Regions from separate parts of the Homo sapiens genome. Here all the other regions are linked to region 1. Evidence: chromatin contacts called from ENCODE Hi-C or POLR2A ChIA-PET data. All regions are on one chromosome and are shown on one strand. The core of a region is the stretch at or near the end of the contact, and the rest is flanking DNA. Distances in the headings are between cores, read along the strand shown. Region 1 holds the start of MNT (MAX network transcriptional repressor). Region 2 holds the start of PER1 (period circadian regulator 1). Region 3 holds the start of EIF4A1 (eukaryotic translation initiation factor 4A1). Region 4 holds the start of KDM6B (lysine demethylase 6B).

Region 1 (2,822 bases), core at 303-2,802:
TCGCTGCCGCTGTACCAGTGGGGTTCGTGTGGCTTCCACCGAGGAAGCAGAACAGCGGAGTTGGGTCTCAGGTGAAGATTTTTGTTGCCCCAATCACAGTGTGTTAAGTGGTCAGGGTTGCTATTCCTCCCTGGCATTTTTCTAATTGGGGGCCCTCCTCCAGAACTGGCTTCAGAGTCGTCCCTGGGGTCAGGGAAGAGTGCCCCCGCTTCGGGAGAGAGGAGCAGGTGGAATACGGAACGACCTTAGGCGAGTCCTTGGCCGTCACGGCCTCAGTTTCCTTATGTGTGAAGTGAGAGGATTTAAGGGCAGCCGGCCTCAAAGAGCTAACTCTCCGATTGCACCCGAGCTCCCCTAAACACTCGAGCCCGGAAGACGCGGGCGGGCGGGCGGGCGACGGGGGGTCCCTCCCTCTGGGGAGCGCGGTTCCAGCCGGCCGCAGCGGACCCCGCCCCCGCGCCCCGCCCACCGCCGGTCGCCAGGCGCGGGGAGGGCCGGGCTTCCGCCCTCCACGTTGTTGTTCCCGATTTGGGCCACGCCCCCCGGTCTGGGCTGCGGGCGCTTCGTGTTCCCCGCCCTGGCCCCGGCCCCAGAGGAAAGGGTGGCCCATGGGGTGGCACAGTCCGTATCTCCACCCACATCGAATACGCGTGGACAAAGACTGGAGTTCAGGGGAAGGAAAGATAAAGGCCTGGTTTTAAATGGAAGGTGGTGAAAAGGAATGGAGAGGCCAGGGCACGACTGCGGGATTCCCCTTACGGCATCCCACCCTGGGTTCGCCCAGTGGCCCCATCCGCACCCGCGAATGTGACCTGCAGACACTGGCCCTTTAAACCGAAGGCTGGCGGCGCGGGGTGTCCATGTGGAGCTGCTCCATGCCGTGTTGTCCTGCCCGCCCATTGGCTCGCGGCCCGGTGACGTCCCCTAATAGGATGCGAACGCACTGCGGGGGGAGGAACGGAGACAAAACGCGGAGCCGGACTGCCGCTCCGCTCCCTCCGCTGGTTCTCTTGACAGTCTCCAGTCGCCGGCAGCTCCGCCCAGGGGCGGATCCCGGGGGAATTGCGACAGCCCGGCGATTGCGGGATTTAGGTCGCGAGTGGGTGGAGCGTGGAGACCCAGGGTCAGGCCAGTCTCTGCCATTCCCAAGGTTTCCCTGACCCGGAATATCCTGGTTGGAACTCTGTTAAATCTTGAATTGTTCACCCTACCCTCCCTCCAGCAGGACAGATTTCGTCGTGAACGACCCAAACGCACCGCCCCGGCCCAACTTGTGGCTTGCAGCCGGGGCGGGGCCAGCAGGAAAGCGGAACCGCGGCGCGCACACCCCGCTCGGACCTCTCCCTCCCTGCCCGGGCCACGTGTGCGCGCGCCGGATCCGGGGGGCGGGGCCAGCAGCGCAGGACCCGCCCCTCCCTTCGCGAGACGCCGCGGCCCTGCGGGCGGGGGCTCCGGTCCGGGCTTTGGCTGTGGCCCCGGTGTAGTAGCGGGGGCGGCGGCCGGGGGCAGCGCGGCTCCTTCCCTTGTTGTGTGTGTCGGTGCCTCCTCGCCATCTTGTTGCAAAGCCCTTTCTTGTCGGCGGGACTCCCGGGGGCCGCGGGGCGGGAGGCATCGGAAGGGAGGTAGAGAGGGAGGGGAAGAAGGGAGGCAGTGCCGCCTTTTTTTTTTTTTTGCATCCCATTTTTTTAAATTTGCAATTTTATATTTTGCAAATATTTTGAGAGACATTGATTTTTCTCCCCGTGCTCCCCCGTTCTTCCCTGCGGAGTGCGCTGCGCCGCCCAGCCCTGTCGCCCCCCGGAGGTGATCCCTCCCTCCTGCCTGCCCGCCAGCCTGACCTGTGCCCGGCTCGCGGGCCGCAGCCTCGGCCCCGGCGCGCCCCCGGCAGCTCTCGGCGCGATGAGCATAGAGACGCTACTGGAGGCGGCCCGCTTCCTGGAATGGCAAGCGCAGCAACAACAGAGAGCACGTGGTGAGCGGCCGGGCTGGGCCCCTGGGGCACTGGGGAAGGGGAAGCGAGTGACCCCGGTCCCCGAACCCACGCGAAACCGCGGACAGGGCCCCCTCCCGGGCGGCCTGCGGAGCCTGGCAGCGCACGGCTCCCCGCGAGAGCCGCCGCCTGGGGAGGGGTGATGTGGGCAGTGAAATTAATTAATGAATTCATTAACATGCTGCGAGGGACCTGGCTCCTGCGGGCGCCACCCCGGCTGCGTGGCACCCCTGTGCCCCTTCTGTGGTGGGCTGCTTTTGCGTGGGCCAGCGGAGCCCTCGGTGGCACTGAGGATGTGTGAGCCGGGGGGTGGGGTGAGGAATGGTGTTGCGTGGGGGTGGCAGGCTCGCGTGTGCGTGCGTGTGTGCACGGGGGATGTGTGATGTGAGCCTCGGGAAGAGCAGATGAACGGACGTGTACACGGGCGTGTGTATAGCACACGAGTGGGCGTGTGTGTAACGGAGTGGGGGTGGGGACTACTCTACGCGGAGCAGCTCTTCGGCTTCCCTGGCCCCGTGGGGAGGGTGCGGGGGGCGCTCCCGGCAGATCTACGCGCCGCTTGGGGCGGAGGCGGCCTTTGCAGAATGAAATGACATCGCGTGTCTTATGATCCTGGCCAGCCCCGCCTGACCCCGCCTCCCAGAGCTGGGCTGGGCTGCGCGTCCGGGGTTTGGGTGAAAGCCGGGCTAATTGGGCGTTTGCGAAATGGCCCGCGGGTCGCTGGGGGTCAGCCCCCGGGCCCCCCTCGCTGCGCCCCGCTTTAGCCAGTGTGGAATGTGGCGTGTCTGCGCGTTCCAAACCCGCTCTCGCCTGGAATGTTGCGTGTGCCTGC
Region 2 (2,899 bases), core at 239-2,738, 5.8 Mb before region 1:
ACAGGCCACCGCGCCCGGCCTCCAGGCTCCTGAATCTTTTGTTTTCCTGTTTCGATTTTTCTGGGTTAATTTATAACACGATCTTGTCTCAGCTTTTCCACAGAGCCCTCCCCTTCACCCTTCCCTCATTGTTCAGGAAAGCTTAGGCCACGTGACAGTGAGGGGAGTGCCCCCACAATGATTATGTCAGCAGCTGCTTGGAGGCCTGTTCATCTACTACCCACGTTTCCAGGGAGCCCTGCGAGGAACTACTCATCACGGTCCTGGATGGAGGGGGCTGTGTAACTGCAGCTCTCCTGAGCCCAGACTAACATTTTATTGCCTGCAAATCGTGCCCCTGTTCTCTTTCTAGGACTACTCATCTCTTTTAGAGAATCAGAATTCCCAGCCCCCTTTCTCCTGTTGACACTCTTTTCCCACCTCCCCAACCTATCCTTGTTTAAAAAAAAAAAAATCATGTTTATCGATCACTTGCCATGTGTCAGGTCCTGTCCTGGGCTCTGGAGACTACAGTGAATGAGACAGATGACGTTCCGTCTGGGCCCCTGGAGTTTGGCTTTCTCTTTTCCAAGCAGTGGAAATATGAAGCCCTTGCCACCCCACATTTCTCTGTCTAGGGCCCCAGCTGGCCTCTTCTCTGGGCCATCCCCTTGGTCCCTCTGTAGTCCTGGCTTCCTGGCCCCCACTTTTGGGGCAGCTTTAACTGTGGGTGGCTGCGTCCTCTGGAGGAAAGTACTAGACACCACGTAGGCTGCCCGGAGACCTTGTCTCTGAGTGGCCATAGAAGCACCTGCCATTGTTTCCCTTCACAGCCACTATTGGCTCTGGTTGCCCCTTCCATTGTCCGCATCCTTCCTCCACCCACTCACCCACCGGTCACACGTGGACCCTTAACTGTCCTCTCCCAGGATTTGAAGTGTCAGAGGAAGTGCTTCGGTTAAAGGGCTTCATTATGTAGAACGAAGGTTGGGAGGGAACAAGGTTGGGAAAGGAACCCAGGAGAGGCCCAGGCAGGTTTCTGTCTCTCCCCTCCTCTCAAGGACCACCCATCTCATCCAGCGTGGCCTAACTTGCAGCGCCATTCCTTTTCCTCACCCTTGGAAAGGCGAAGATGCCAAGATGTTGTGTTCTGCAAGGCTAGTGCGTTCAGGAAGTAGACAAGTCTTGAGCACCTACCCCGGGCCGGGCTTTTTCCCTAAAGAGGCGCAGCGTATCTCCCTCTCTCCTCCCTTCCATTATTCAATGTGCAAGCGTCCTGCGCCCATTGGCTGGGCGGTGTCTGGGGCTCTTCAGCCCAGCACCAGCACCCAGGTCCACGTGCGCCCGTGTGTGTGACACAGCCCTGACCTTAGTGGAGACCACTAGCCAATCAGGCGCCGGGAAGAGATCCCCAGCCAATCGGGGGCGGGGCCTGCGGCTCCGTCGGCAAGAGGCCAATGAGGGGGCAGTGCCCGGCATTATGCAACCCGCCTCCCCGCCCGCCCGGTGGAGCTTCCACTCGGCTGCGGGCTGGAGCGGCGGCGGGCAGGCGTGCGGAGGACACTCCTGCGACCAGGTAGGCATCTCTGCGGCCATCCTGGGGCCGATCTCCGTCCCTGAGCCGGACCGCTGCCACTTCCAATCTGATGGGCTACTTTCGGCCCAGGCAGAGGGCACACTGTCGTCCTTACCGCTACCCACCCTCTCCCTGCCCCCAAGGACCGAAGTCCTCCTCGAAATCTTGCACCGGGAGTCTGCACTCCTGACCCACTCATCTTACCTCCAGCTTGTCCCCACCTCCCCGTCCCAGCTTTCCCGGCCCCACAGCCGACTCTCAGCGGGCATGCCCCGGTCTTCTTGCTCGTTACTCGAGGGGCCCCAGGTTTGCCCCGGTACCAGGACCCTATTAGGCTTTCAGCGCTCCCCGTGTCTCTGTTCTCCAGTCCCTGGCCCTGCGCCGCCTGTGATGTCAGCCCACTTCGGACTAGAACATCCCGTTCCCAGCGCTGGTTCCTGCTGTTGGCCACAACCTTCCCTTTTCCCCTGGCGCTCAGAAAATGCTCAGTAGTAGGGGTGTGGTTGGACGGGGAGTAGGGGAAGAAAGATCTGTTGGCTGTTGTGTGTCTTCTGCCCAAGGCTTGGGGTTGGTGGGGGGGTCTGGCCAGAAAAGTAGGGGACTGAAGAGAGAGGATCCTCGGGTCCTTGACGATGGCAGGTTGCCGGCTTCGGTCCTTGTGGTGGGGAAGCAGCGCAGGGGCTAAAGAAGGAAAGGTTGTGTTGTCTTGACCAGAATGACTGGGATCCAGGCGAGAGTCAGGTTGAGGGGCTTTTGCGCCGAGGGCAGTGGCCGTTGTGCTTCGTCCTGGGGAAGCCAGGACCAACCCTGGGATCCTAATAGGCCGTCCCACTTCTTACGGCCACCGAGCCATCCTGGGACTGGGGATATGTAAGGGATGCGTGACCCCCCCGGCCGCGCCCACCAGTGTGAGAGTGGGCCGTTCCCCCACTTCCGCCGGGAAATGGGGGAGGGGTCGCTCCTCCCGCCCTCCTGTGGTCCCTCCAGCAACCGCTGAGCTCAGCAGCTGACGTCGGTTTCCCTGGCGACCGTGGCGGCGGCGGAAGCGCGTGGTGGGGCCGCGCACGTCGGCGCGCATGTGCAGCGGGGGTGGCACCGCCCCCGGATAAAATTAGCCTGGAGGCCTAAATATAGGAGGCGACCAGCTCACCTCCTGCTCCGAGGCCTTGGAGGCCCAGGCAGAGTGGACACCTAATGGGAACTTGGGAATGGGAAGTGTCCAGGTTTTTGTCTACAGCCGTGGTTCTCATTGACTGCTCAGGCCATGGTGGCAGGGGATGTGAAGGAAGGCCCCGGAGAACCTTCTCCCGCTGGCAGTCCCCCTAAGGGTACAGGAGACATCCT
Region 3 (2,700 bases), core at 105-2,604, 5.2 Mb before region 1:
GCCTGCATGATGCCATCAATCTGCTGTCCCAGATCCAACTCCCACCAGCTCCCAAAAAATACCCAAAGGAGGAGTTTCTATAAAACTGAGGCATTTGCCCCATGCAGGCAGCGGCTCAGGCCAGGCCACCCCCGACATAAGGGGGTGACCCTTTCTGAAGACAGGCCGGCAGGCGTGCCGCCGCGCTCACGGTGCCCAGAGGTGGTGCTTGCCGCCGGGTCCACGTGGGCCCGACCCAGCCGCTTAAAGCCCAAGCGCGTGCACCTCCCACCGCAGCACCAGCGCGCTGGAAGTCCCGCCCTTCACCTCCCAGATCGGAGGGTAGGACATCCCCTTCCCCCCACGTCATCCCGCCCGCGCCCTCCCCCACTCCCTCCAGCCGAAGCCCCCCCCTCGCGTTGCCCGGATGTGGGAGGCCGCGGGCGGTGGCGGCCTCGCGCACAATGAGCCCAAGCCGAGCTAGCAAAGGGGGAGATTGCACAACACTTAGAAGCGAAGCAGACTGGGGGAGGGGAACGCCTCAGGCCACCATGTGCTCGCTCCCTCGACCACCCGGCGGCGTCTCCCACCCCTCCATGAACAATCCACATCCCGCCCGCCCCCGTCGCGAAGTAGCGTCGCCCTCCCATACCTCAGGCCGCTCACCCCCGAAGGAAGGTGGACCTGCCCATCCGCAGTTTGCCAATAGCCCGGCTTGTGCGGCAAAATGGACCCGCCCGCCCGGCGCCGGGTGGGCTCCTGGTGCCTCACGCGGCCGCTCCTCGGGGTTAGGCTCAGTCCTGGCCGTCAAGAAAACCAGCACACTGAACGGCCGGTTTCTTCTCCCCGACCCGTGTTTTAGCCGCGACGAAGTGACTGGATCTAAGGACCAGGCACCCCCGCCTCTCGCGAGTGGTACCGTCAGAATGCTCCGGAACCCCGCGCGCCGTCCCTCCCCCGGCACAGGGAGGCAACCGGACCTGCCGGCTCTGGGCCACACATAGTGGCGGCCGCCTCCACCTTTCTTTCCCACGCCAGGTCGCGACCCCGTCTCGCCACTCAGCGCCGGGGCTTCGCGCATGGCACCGCCTCGGGTCGAGGCCTCGTAACAGACCTCGCACGCCTGACCCTAGCCGGGCTGTCCCTACCCTCCGCCTCGACCTGGTGGCCGCGTCGGCCGTGGGTCTTCCCCCTCGCCCCTCCAAGTCGGACCCTCCCCCCACCCGGTTCGGTTTCTCCCGCAACCCTGGTGGGCCTCTCAGCTACCCCCGGCGGGCCCGTCGGAAGGGGGCGGCAAAATAAGCAGCCACAATCTCTTGCAAATGCCTTTCTTACCGGGAATCCTGGCTCGCAGACATGATCCTTAGAAACTAGGGCGGAGTGCCCGCCTATCGACAACTTATAGAGCGCCCGACTCCGCCCCGGCCATCGCATTGGTTTGGCCGCCCCGGCCCCGCCTGCCGGCGCTCAGCAACTCGGCATGACGTTAGTTCCTAGTCGCTCCGGCCCGCAGGCACCATTGGATAACTCGAGTGCCTATCAAGGTGAAGGCCCGCCCCGCAGCCTCATTGGCTGGAGGGCCCGCCTTTCTCGCCGGTACGGAAGTGACATAGAAGAGTCAGGCCTCGAGGCCTGGCAGCCATCTTGGGGCCCTGCACTCTCACACGTGCGGAGGCGACAGTGCCTTGGTCATGTGGCTCCGTAGGCCCTATCACGCAAGGGGGGCGAGGTCTCAGCCTCCAGAGGCTTCCGGGCTCTGGGGGTTATCACTTCCCTTTACTTCTGCTCCCGGTCTCCACTGGACTCAAATGTTATTTGTTTTCCCCTGTAGCAGAGATGGATTCGACACTGCCTGGACGTGTGCCAGGGATGAAGGAATCAACAGCGATATCGTAGGGATGGGAGGATTCCCCTGGCTGGATGGTGGAGGGATGGAAGAAAACTGTAAAGGGCTTTGGGGTACTATCATGAATCCTGGTTGGTCCCCTCCCCAGTCCCTTGTGTCCAGTTCCCCAGCTTCCCTCTCGGATGCCCTTATTCTTGAGGCTTATCTACTTTCCCTCCTTCCTGCTCTCTGCTCCCATCTCGGGGATTTGTTTGGGTGAAGACAAGGTGTTGGCAGTGCCTGAGCCAGGGATGGAAAGCTGAACCCTTTAGTCTCAAGAGACTGGCTGGAAGGTCTGAGCTAAGCATATCCACTAATTTGAAGCCCCTTAAGGAAGACCACCACTTACGTATCAACAAAGGATCCTTTATTGACCAGAGCAGGACCGTGGCATTTATATATTTTTATATATATATATATATATATATATATATATATATATATATATATATATATATATATATATATATATATATAAAAGTTTGAAGATCTGGCAGGCAGTGATCCTATTGTCCGCCCACCACCCCCAGCACTGATTTCCTGCTCCCTGCACGGGGAAGGGGGAGGATGACTGCTCCACCCAGGCCACAGGGCCACACTCCCCTGCAAACAGAGGAAGAAAGGGGCTTTTCTGTAGCCACCCCCTGCACATCAGAAATCAACAAGTATTCTCTCAAAGAAAAAAAAATACAGAAATTGAAACATTTAAATATGAAAAACCAAAGGGAAGTGAGTGGGAAGAGGCAAGAGAGGAAAGGAACTGGAGTTTCTTGGGAAGGGACTCCCATGTCTCCCTTCCCATTTATGGGCTTGGGGTCTGGGGTACGAGGCTCACA
Region 4 (2,700 bases), core at 54-2,553, 5.4 Mb before region 1:
CAACCCAGGGGAGGGAAGGGGAGCCGAGGTCAACGCTGCGCCTCGGTCCCTAACCCCCTCCGGACAACCACCGAGTCCCCTTCGGTCGCGGCGCAGCTCGCTACCTCCCCGCCTTCCTCCCAGGGCTCTTCCTGTCCCGGGAACCAGGCGTCCTGCCCTCGGCCTTCCCCACAGTCTTCAGGCCCTCCGCTGTCTCTAACCCCCACCAGTGTCACAACATAAGCTGCAGCAAACAGGAAGCGAATCTACGTCGCTTAGCAACCACCCCGCGTGCCCCCCTCCCCACTATTTACCCCAGCCGGGAGAGGCGGAGATTGAGTCCCCAGCCCCCTCCCCGTCTTCTGCGCTGCGACCTCCTGCCCACAATTTCCTGTGAGGGGGCCCAGATCACAGGAAGTCAAGTGGGGGCCTCAGCCTACCTTTCCCTCGGACCGGGGCGGGGGGCTTCAGCTACTTTCACGGTCACATCCCCCACCTGCCCTGGGTGCGTCTCGCCCTCGCCATCTTGTGGCTACGTTGGGAAGGCTCCGCACCGAGAAGCCGTGCGGGGCGCGCTAGGGTTCGGGAACGGCGGAGTGGGAGAAGGACTAGGGATGAGGAGGCTAGCGGGGCGAGACGGAGTGAAAGGGAGGCGCAGGGGGGTGGTGGGAAGAAGGCGAAGGCTACCGCTGGGAAGCTCTCGGGGCCGCTGGTGGGAAGGTCAGGCTGAGGCTTCTACACCTCACCCGTGCAGAGAACTGGAGGGAGACTTAAAGTAGTCCTGGGACCGGGACACACCCAAGTCTGACCACATCTGACCTTACTGGGCCATGGCATTGACCTGTCTGCAAACTCTGCCCTTTAGTCCTGCCCTTCAGTAAGGACCGCCGCGCCCCGCCCCGCCCCGCCCTGGAGTCGGGAAGGGGAATCCCAGCCCAAGGGGAACGGGGAGTCCTTTCAGGCCCCTCTGGACATTTGGAACCTGAGACATCTGCCTCCCAGTTCTTCCTCCTTCCCCGCCGTTCTCTCTTCTAGGGGACCCATGACCTCCGCCCCAGTCTTCTTCCCAGTGCCCTTCCCAAGACCCAAACGTCCATCCCCAGCTCTACCCCTCCAGAGACTCAGGCGTCCTGCCCTGCTGCAAGGAGAGGGTTTCCCTCTTTACAGACGTCCTCGCGGCTCCCCGTTACCTGGTTCTGGGGGGGGTCCCAGGTGTTCAGGCTCCCCAAGGTATCCCAGGGGGTCGAGCGGCCCCCCCTTCTCCCAGGCCGGGGCTGGGGGGGCCGCTCCGCCCAGTGGCGCAGTTGGATTTTCCAACACAAACACCCGCACCCCCGCTCCCCAGCCCCGCCCCCTTGTGGTCCCGCCCCTCCTCGCGCTCTAGTCCCCCTCTCCGGCTCCGCCCCGTCTTCTGCCGGTCCCGCTCGCCTCAGGGCGGGTGCCGGCTAGGATGCCGGGTGCGGGGTGCGGGCTTCAGGGTGCGGGCCTCAGGGTGCAGTGTACGGGGTTCAGCCCTGATCCCTGCCTGACAAATCCCTACTCATTTGGATCACGCGCCCTTCTAAGGTAAGCCCCGCCCCACCCACTGAAGTCCTGCCCGGAGACTTAAGCCACAGCCTCTTCAGGCGGCTCCGCCCTGCCCATTCGTTCAGGGCCACGCCTCCGTTCCGCTCCAGGCCGCCCCACCTCCCTCGCTTCTTTCCCCGTCCAGTAGCAGCTCCGCAGTAGCTCTGTCCTCCGTGAGGCCTGGGCTTCCTCCCTCCCCAGACCCTCACCATTGCATTGAGAGACTTAAGGCTTGTTGTCGCGGGTGTTTTACAGCACTGAGCTCCAATACAACTCTTTCACTTTTATGGCTAACACAACTAGGTATCTCCAGGGCCACATCACACAAATTCGGCCAAGGTCAAAGTCTGAGTGAGGTCCGGCCTCAGTCCTAGGTGCAACATCTGTCTTAGCTCCTGGAGTCCCTGACCCTCTCTCTCAAGCGGAGAAGAGGAGGAGGTCTCAGCTGTCCAGGCTCATGAGTAGAGCAGTGCCCCTCTTGATCCAATGATCAGGTGTCATGGCCCCAGACCGCAGGTCAATGCCGATGACAAAGGAGGCTCGGTCTGAGCTGCCTGCCCGGTTGGGATAGTAATAGCAGGGGCAGGAGTACATGCCTGGGGGAAAGGAGAGGAGAAGTCAGACCCCTGGAGCCTCCGGGAGAGCAGGGCAGGAGCAGGGCAGGAGCGGGTGTGGGATGGGCTGGAGCAGAGAATGGGTTAAGTTCCAAACTAGGGACGGGGCAGGCAGGTCCTGCCTGGGGAGCTGTCCCACCCTTGGCGCTCTTCTTGCGGCTCTCTGCAGGCCGGAAGTGGATCGTGGGCATGAGGCAGACAAGCTGCATGGGCTCTGCCTCCACCAAGCAGGAGTTCTTCCGGTCCCAGCCAGCACCTTCCAGGTACAGGCCCCGGACCCAGACACCATCCTGGGGAGAAATGGGAGCAGGTCTGGGAGAAGCTAGACTTCAATTGCCAGCGCCCCTGACCTGCTCCCTCTCTCCTCCCTTTTCGTCCAATTATTTCCAGTACCCTCTTTTGCTCAGAGCCCCAAGCACAACTGGCTCCCACCTTGGGGGGATACACTAGGTTGCTGTCATCCACAGTGGAAACGATAAACTCCCAGGAGAGGCTGTCCACTGAAACCTGGGGGTTGAAGGTGAGAATAAGAGAGGACCCT

Evidence for each region. Hi-C counts contacts between places; a loop is a spot of excess contacts on that map. ChIA-PET counts read pairs that join two places held with the same protein, here RNA polymerase II (POLR2A). Pooled maps may share reads with other maps.
Region 2: a map of sigmoid colon shows a loop between it and region 1 (7-fold over the local background). The contact joins the promoter of PER1 here to the promoter of MNT in region 1. A Hi-C loop is called at or near these places in 1 of 168 maps with a recorded cell type or tissue (sigmoid colon) and 11 of 50 pooled maps. POLR2A ChIA-PET finds 5 or more read pairs at or near these places in 1 of 52 experiments (naive thymus-derived CD4-positive, alpha-beta T cell).
Region 3: a map of CD8-positive, alpha-beta T cell shows a loop between it and region 1 (10-fold over the local background). The contact joins the promoter of EIF4A1 here to the promoter of MNT in region 1. A Hi-C loop is called at or near these places in 2 of 168 maps with a recorded cell type or tissue (CD8-positive, alpha-beta T cell and naive thymus-derived CD4-positive, alpha-beta T cell) and 9 of 50 pooled maps.
Region 4: a loop to region 1 is called in a pooled map, with 25 times the contacts of the local background. The contact joins the promoter of KDM6B here to the promoter of MNT in region 1. A Hi-C loop is called at or near these places in 2 of 168 maps with a recorded cell type or tissue (CD8-positive, alpha-beta T cell and ascending aorta), 3 of 37 single-sample maps with no recorded cell type and 17 of 50 pooled maps.

What each region holds. Positions count from the first base shown.
Region 1 is chr17:2,399,790-2,402,611 of GRCh38, reverse strand. It overlaps MNT (MAX network transcriptional repressor), which reads left to right and starts at 1,552. Exons shown (of 6, transcript NM_020310.3): 1 at 1,552-1,972. The coding sequence starts at 1,900. RefSeq lists enhancers at 1-14, 15-585, 957-1,006, 2,297-2,822 and silencers at 307-626, 1,277-1,586, 1,777-1,856, 2,007-2,066, 2,587-2,822.
Region 2 is chr17:8,150,993-8,153,891 of GRCh38, reverse strand. PER1 (period circadian regulator 1) reads left to right here and starts at 1,488. Exons shown (of 23, transcript NM_002616.3): 1 at 1,488-1,555. RefSeq lists enhancers at 1,247-1,541, 2,755-2,864 and a silencer at 2,495-2,594.
Region 3 is chr17:7,571,479-7,574,178 of GRCh38, reverse strand. EIF4A1 (eukaryotic translation initiation factor 4A1) reads right to left here and starts at 1,354. Exons shown (of 11, transcript NM_001416.4): 1 at 1,315-1,354. The coding sequence starts at 1,337. SENP3 (SUMO specific peptidase 3) reads right to left here. Exons shown (of 11, transcript NM_015670.6): 11 at 2,210-2,700. The coding sequence ends at 2,696. SENP3-EIF4A1 (SENP3-EIF4A1 readthrough (NMD candidate)) reads right to left here. Exons shown (of 22, transcript NR_037926.1): 11 at 2,700; 12 at 1,315-1,895. RefSeq lists enhancers at 1-126, 1-344, 345-1,100, 1,607-1,676, 1,797-1,856 and 2 more and silencers at 267-406, 1,307-1,366, 1,377-1,436.
Region 4 is chr17:7,832,820-7,835,519 of GRCh38, reverse strand. It overlaps KDM6B (lysine demethylase 6B), which reads right to left and starts at 1,303. Exons shown (of 24, transcript NM_001348716.2): 1 at 1,170-1,303. It overlaps DNAH2 (dynein axonemal heavy chain 2), which reads right to left. Exons shown (of 86, transcript NM_020877.5): 84 at 2,592-2,666; 85 at 2,299-2,449; 86 at 1,778-2,141. The coding sequence ends at 1,987. LOC124904106 (translation initiation factor IF-2) reads left to right here. Exons shown (of 4, transcript XM_047437265.1): 4 at 1-112. RefSeq lists enhancers at 470-969, 1,600-2,211 and a silencer at 1,172-1,331.